2 separate regions of the Homo sapiens genome follow, and region 1 is linked to region 2. Evidence: chromatin contacts called from ENCODE Hi-C or POLR2A ChIA-PET data. All regions are on one chromosome and are shown on one strand. Each heading gives the region's core, a stretch centred on a gene start or an enhancer-like site at or near the end of the contact. The rest is flanking DNA. Distances are from core to core; before and after follow the strand shown.

Region 1 (3,063 bases), core at 100-2,599, 130 kb before region 2:
GTCCTCAATCTCCCAGCTTGTAGCTTTTTGAGTTGCTGAGTTATGATATATCAGGAATCAGCCCAAATATCTGTCATAGCTTATAGATACTATGAATCTCTGAGATGTGAAGAAAAAGTGGTAAAAAGAGAATTGCTTGCACAAATTGCTCTTGAGAAATATGGCATAGTATTTAAATATTTCATTTTAACTAAAGTGTTCTTTCAGAAGCGAGATTTTTTTTTAAACCACGCTTGGCCTCACCAATAATTATTTGCTTTTATTATTGCTAACAGGTCCTCTGACTGGAAACTACCACTTCATCTTGATGGTTATAGTAATTAGTTATAATGACTTTTAATGAGTCCTTGAGTTCTTTCCTTACTTATTAAAAAGCCATAGCATTTAAATCACCTCATCTACTGTTCTGGTTATCTATTGCTGCATTAACAATCCACCCCAAAGCTTACTGGCTTAAAACAACAACAATCATTTTATTATCTCATGGTTTCTGTGGGTCAGGAATTCAGGAAGAGCTCCACTGAGTGGTTCTGGCTTAATGTCTTACATGCAGTGGCAGGAGATGGAAGAGCAGGCATTGGGAGAGCTTGGGATGTCAGGGCCTCTCCATGTGATCTGTTTACACGAATTAGTTTGTGCTTCCTCGCAGCATGATGGTCTCAGGGTAGTAATGCTTCTTAGATAGTGGCTCAAGGCTCTAATGCAGGGTCCAGAGAACCAGGGAGAATCTGCACCACCTTTTTTGACTGAGTCCGGAAGGTCACAGAGAATCATTTCTGCCATACCCTACTGGTCAACTAGTCACTAATGTTTGGCCCAAATTCAAAGGGAGGGCCACAAAGTTCACCTCATCATGGGGGGGAGATCAAGGAATTTGCAGGTATGTTTTAAAACTGAAACTAGCTGGGCCTGGTGGTGTGCACCTAATGTGGTCCCAGCTGCTTGGTGGGCTAAGGTGGGAGGACTGCTTGAGCCTGGAAGATGGAGGCTGCAGTGAGCGGTGATTGTACCACTGCTCTCCTGCCTGGAGATAGAGCAATACCCTGCCTTGAAAATAAATTAATTAATTTAATTAAATAATGTTTTAAAACTGCTACAAGCTGTGCAGAAACATTCTTTGGTTTACGCAATAATTACTCTGGCAAGAGACATTTCTGTCTTCCTTTTACTTCCTTGTTTTCCTTCTCTTTCTTCTTTAAATGATCCCCTTTAAGTGTTTACAAATTTAAAGATTTCAGCTCTAAATATTTTGTTTGTTTTATATATGTTCTGTATATAGACCAATTCTTGTGCCAGGCCCAAATATTTCCGGCTGCTCTGTTCTGCTCTGCCTACTTCCTGTTTGGTTGACTTTGACTTCCTGTCCTCTGTCAAAGGGCTTCATTAAAGTTATAAACTTCCATTTTGACCTAGGCACTGTGTTCTATTTCTGAATCCGCCAGTGGTCTTGAGCAACAGTACGCGTACGGTAACTGTTAAGTATAATACAGGAAGTGAAAATTAAAGTACTATGTCTTAAGATTGATAGAATTAAATGCTCAGTTTAAGGAAATACATGGTGGAGACCATTTTTCAGGAGCTCAGACCTCAGCCAGACTGAGTCTCTCTTTTAGGGATAGTTGGATCTCTCTTATTTTCGGCTGCAAATAACAGGAAACTCAACTGGTTTACATCATAATGGAATATTTATTATCTCATATAACGAGGAGTCTGAGGTAGGATGGTTCCAATTCAGCAGCTAATCATGTCACCAAAAACTCAGATTCCTTCCAATTCTTTCTACTCTAACATCTTCAGTATGGTGGCTTTATTTTTATTTTTTGAGAAAGGGTCTCACTCTGTTGCCAGGCTGCAATGCAGTGGCATAATCTTGGCTCCCTGAAACCTGCACCTCCCAGGTTCAAGCGATTCTCATGCCTCAGCCTCCCAAGTAGCTGGATTACAGGCGTGCACCACCACGCCTGGCTAATTTTTGTAGTTTTAGTAGAAACGGGGTTTGGCCATGTTGACCAGGCTGGTCTTGAACTCCTGGCCTCAAGTGATCTGCCTGCCTTGGCCTCCCAAAGTGCTGAGATTACAGGCATGAGCCACTGTGCCCAGCCCATGGTGGCTTTATTTTTAACTCATGTCTTAAAATGGCTTCTGTGGTTTACTTATCACATGCAGACACAGCAAAGTCTAGTGAATTCCTGGGTGCTCCTTTTTATGAGTAGGAAAAAAAAAACCCAAAGAACTATTTCAGTTCGTTTGAGCTGCCATAAAAGAATATTGGAGACTGAGTAATTTATAAAGAACAGAAATTCATTTTCTCACAGTTCTGGAGGGTGGGAAGTCCAAGATCAAGGTGCTGACATTTTGCAACGACCTTCTTGGTGTGTCATCACATGGCAGAAGGGTAAGAGTGCAAGAGAGCTCCCCCTTCAACCTTGAGTCCTTTTATAAGGGCCCTAATCCTATCCATGAAGGCACCACCCTTATGACTTAATCATCTCTTAAAGGCCCCACCTCTTAATATTATGACATTGGGAATTAGGCTTCCAACACATGAATGTTGAGGGACACATTCAAACCACAGCAAAAACCTATTCCAGGCTGCACACGGAATCCCAGAATTTTGGGAGGCCAAGGCAGGTGCATCACCTGAGGTCAGGAGTTTGAGACCAGCCTGGCCAACATGGTGAAACCCCATCTCTACTAAAAATACAAAAATTAGCCAGGCGTGATGGCACATGCCTATAGTCCCAGCTACTCAGGAGGCTGAGGTATTGAGAATCACTTAAACCCAGGAGGTGGAGGTTGCAGTGAGCCGAGATTGTGCCACTGCACTCCAGCCTGGACGACAGAGTGAGGCTCTGTATCAAAAAAAAAAAAAAGTAATGTGACCAAGATTGTTTCAAAAGTCTAAGGTAAAAAAAGTATTCAAAATACACCCAGTAATAGGAAAGTATATTATTTATAATATTGATGTATCACCTTTTTTTTTTTTTTTGACATGGAGTCTCGCTCTGTTGCCCAGGCTGGAGGGCAGTGGCACGATCTTGGCTCACTGCAACCTCCGCCTCC
Region 2 (3,271 bases), core at 511-3,010:
AGATGAATATGTAGGTAAATCTGTGAATATTGACTGATTGTATAGAATATTACTTGTATAAAATAATGTCACATGAGATTTAAACATGTGTCAAATTAAAACACACACAATGAAATGTAAATTAAGAGATACAAGGAATCCAAGTATTCCAAGGTCTTTGCATTCTCTGGGAAAGATAAAAGTATTTATTTTTATTTGAGAGAGAGAGTCTCACTCTGTCATCCAGGATGGAGTGCAATGGCTCAATCTTGGCTCACTGCAGCCTCAACTTCCTGGGCTCAAACAATCCTCCTATCTCAGCCTCTTGAATAGCTGGGACTACAGGCATGCACCACCATGTCCAGCTAATTTTTTATTTTTTGTAGAAATGGGAGTACCAATTTAATTAGTACTTTTAAGAGTAAAGGAAAAACTGTAAATGCATAACTTCTAAGATAATGATATGTGTGAGGGGGTAGAATTCAAACAGAAAAATAATCCAAAAGAATTCTCATTATCCCTAATTCTGTTTAACAATGTACTAGCGATCTTAGCCAATGCAACAAAGCAAGAAAAAGAAATAAATATTACGAAAATTGGAGGGGAAAAGTCATTGTGCACAGACCATATGACCTCCAATTTAACGTGGTAGGGGACACCTCCCTGGGGCCAGACCAATAAAGCAGTAACTGAAATATCAGTTGCTGCATGCCACCTAAGAAACAAGTTGCAGATTGAATGTTACTCAACAGAAGCACTTTTTTTTTTTTTTTTTGAGACAGGGTTTCGCTCTGTCACCCAGGCTGGAGTATAGTGGTGCGATCTCAGCTAACTGCAACCTCCACTTCCTGGGTTCAAGCGATTCTCCTGCCTCAGCTTCCAAGTAGCTGGGACTACAGGTGCCTGCCACCACACCCAGCTAATTTTTACATTACATTTTTAGTAGAGACGGGTTTTCGCCATGTTGACCAAGCTGGTCGTGAACTTCTAGCCTCAAGTGATTCCCCTGTCTTAGCCTCCCAAAGTGCTGGGATTATAGGCATAAGCCACTATACGCAGCCAGAAGTACCTTAATACATGTCTACATTTAAAAAAAAATGTTTTGGAATACAAATTTAGCATTCATGACTAGCTACTGATTTACTCAATAGGGCATGAGTGCACATGCCCACTCCACAACAGGTCATGAATTTCTGTGATGCTTTCAGAATATGAAAGTCTCACTAAAATCACCAACTCACGATTTCTAATATGAATTTCTAGTGATAATACTAAAGGAATATCAGATAATCAATACACATCATAACACCCCAGCCTCACAGAAAATTTAAATCCTGGATGTGAACTAAATTCTAAATAGAAATCACTTCATATTATGCTTCTTAATATAAGACTAAAAGGGCTATTTATGTTAATACCTTTGCATCTATTTTATTATTTCATTTCCTTTTATATGGCTCATGACCACATTTAAATAAAATCCATTTTATTTTTTCCCCACACAAGTTAGTTCCCCTCACATTATCTTTACTCAGCTACTGGCAATAACATTTTAACAACCAGTTTAGAGAGAAACTTAGATTCCACCAGAAAAAAGAATCAAAGGTTTTGATCATACTCGATACCGCAACATTTACTTACACAAGTAGCTTTCAAATTATAATTTAATGAATACGATATATGGCTCTTTAATTTGCCATGGATTTAATTTTTAAAGATAAAAAACTAGCCCTCTGCAAGTACGTGCTGAGCACTCTTGCCCTGGCTCTGGAGACTGCCATATATCCAGCTGATCTCTGACGCACTAATTGTGAAACCAAAAGCTACACACAATAAAAAGGAAGTAGCCCTGTGAAATGTCAATCCAGTGCTCAACTAGGGTTTTTTACATCAGAGTTTTATAAATTATGAAAGTGTCCAGGCCAGGCGCAGTGGCTCACACCTGTAATCCGAGGACTTTGGAAGGCTGAGGCAGGCAGACCACAAGGTCAGGAGATTGACACCATCCTGGCCAACATGGTGAAACCCCATCTCTACTAAGAATACAAAAAAATTAGCCAGGTGTGGCGGCACATGGCTGCAGTCCCCGCTACTTGACAGGCTGAGGCAGAAGAATCACTTGAACCCGTGAGGTGGACGTTGCAGTGAGCTGAGATCATGCCACTGCACTCCAGCCTGGGAGACAGGGTGAGACTCTGTCTCAAAAAAAAAAAGAAAAAAAGAAAGGTCCAAATTGACTGGAAAATATGTATTACATTAAGAAAAACTGGATAACTTTGCATAATAAACATAATGGCAAGGAGAAAGATACTCAGTTTTTTAAGACAAAATTCCCAGCTAAACATTTCCACCTGGGGCCTTGAATGGTATCTAGTCTAGAAAACAGATTCCACTAGTATTGATCCTGTATTAATATCAGTGAGGAAAAATATATTCAGTTTTATTTAAAAGGGAAGATTTGTAAAAATAACTTTCAATATTTGGAGCAGTAAAACCTAATTTTAAAAAGGAGGAGCAGCTGTAGCACTGCAATTGATTGACACTTTTTTTTTTGAGATGGAGTCTTGCTCTGTTGCCCAGTCTGGAGTGCAGTGGCGCGATCTCGGCTCACTGCAAGTTCCGCCTCCCATGTTCACGCCATTCTCCTTTCTCAGCCTCCCGAGTAGCTGGGACTACAGGCGCCTGCCACCAAGCCTGGCAAATTTTTTGTATTTTTAGTAGAGATGGGGTTTCACCCTGTTAGCCAGGATGGTCTCGATCTCCTGACCTCGTGATCTGCCTGCCTCGGCCTCCCACAGTGCTGGGATTACAGGCGTGAGCCACCGCGCCCGGCCAGATCGACACTTCGTAACTGACAAACCTGGCCAAAGACTATTTTGCTGGTCCTTCCTTCTGCTTGGAGGGAAGAAAGTAGTAGTACTATTCCTTAAGAAAGAGGTTTCTGACAATGAGTTTGGATGTGTCTGACTTCAAGGTAGCACTTGCCACCTAGCCCCCTCTTCTTGGACATTTGGACATATCCATGACAAAGGATGTGGCTAAAAACTTCATTGGGACTTCCACCTCCAATTAAGGGACTTCACCATCATAATTCATCATCACACATACATGCATCAATCTTCCTCAGAGCAAAAAAAAAAAAGGAAGTCAAAAATAGCTCCTCACAAAAATGACTTGAAATTCCTGAATTTTAAGATAGGTGCTGTAATAAAATATTTGACTCAAAACATCTTTGCACCTATTCCAGTCATCTGATAACAAAACCTGAACATAAATGTGATGGGAAAGTGCT

The links. A loop is a pair of places that touch in the nucleus more often than their neighbours do. ChIA-PET counts read pairs that join two places held with the same protein, here RNA polymerase II (POLR2A). Pooled maps may share reads with other maps.
Region 1: a loop to region 2 is called in a pooled map, with 2.2 times the contacts of the local background. The contact joins two enhancer-like sites. A Hi-C loop is called at or near these places in 5 of 37 single-sample maps with no recorded cell type and 8 of 50 pooled maps. POLR2A ChIA-PET finds 5 or more read pairs at or near these places in 3 of 52 experiments (A549, A673 and Panc1).

What each region holds. Positions count from the first base shown.
Region 1 is chr2:60,866,647-60,869,709 of GRCh38, forward strand. The region is part of intron 1 of REL-DT (REL divergent transcript); the gene reads right to left. Among named protein-coding and RNA genes, the nearest start is that of REL-DT, 13 kb to the right of the region's middle. Within about 2 kb of position 1,350, at least 7 of the 41 ENCODE cell types and tissues checked have a DNase peak (open chromatin) inside an H3K27ac peak, as active enhancers do.
Region 2 is chr2:60,991,276-60,994,546 of GRCh38, forward strand. The region is part of intron 4 of PUS10 (pseudouridine synthase 10); the gene reads right to left. Among named protein-coding and RNA genes, the nearest start is that of PEX13, 25 kb to the right of the region's middle. RefSeq lists an enhancer at 1,671-2,020. Within about 2 kb of position 1,761, at least 5 of the 41 ENCODE cell types and tissues checked have a DNase peak (open chromatin) inside an H3K27ac peak, as active enhancers do.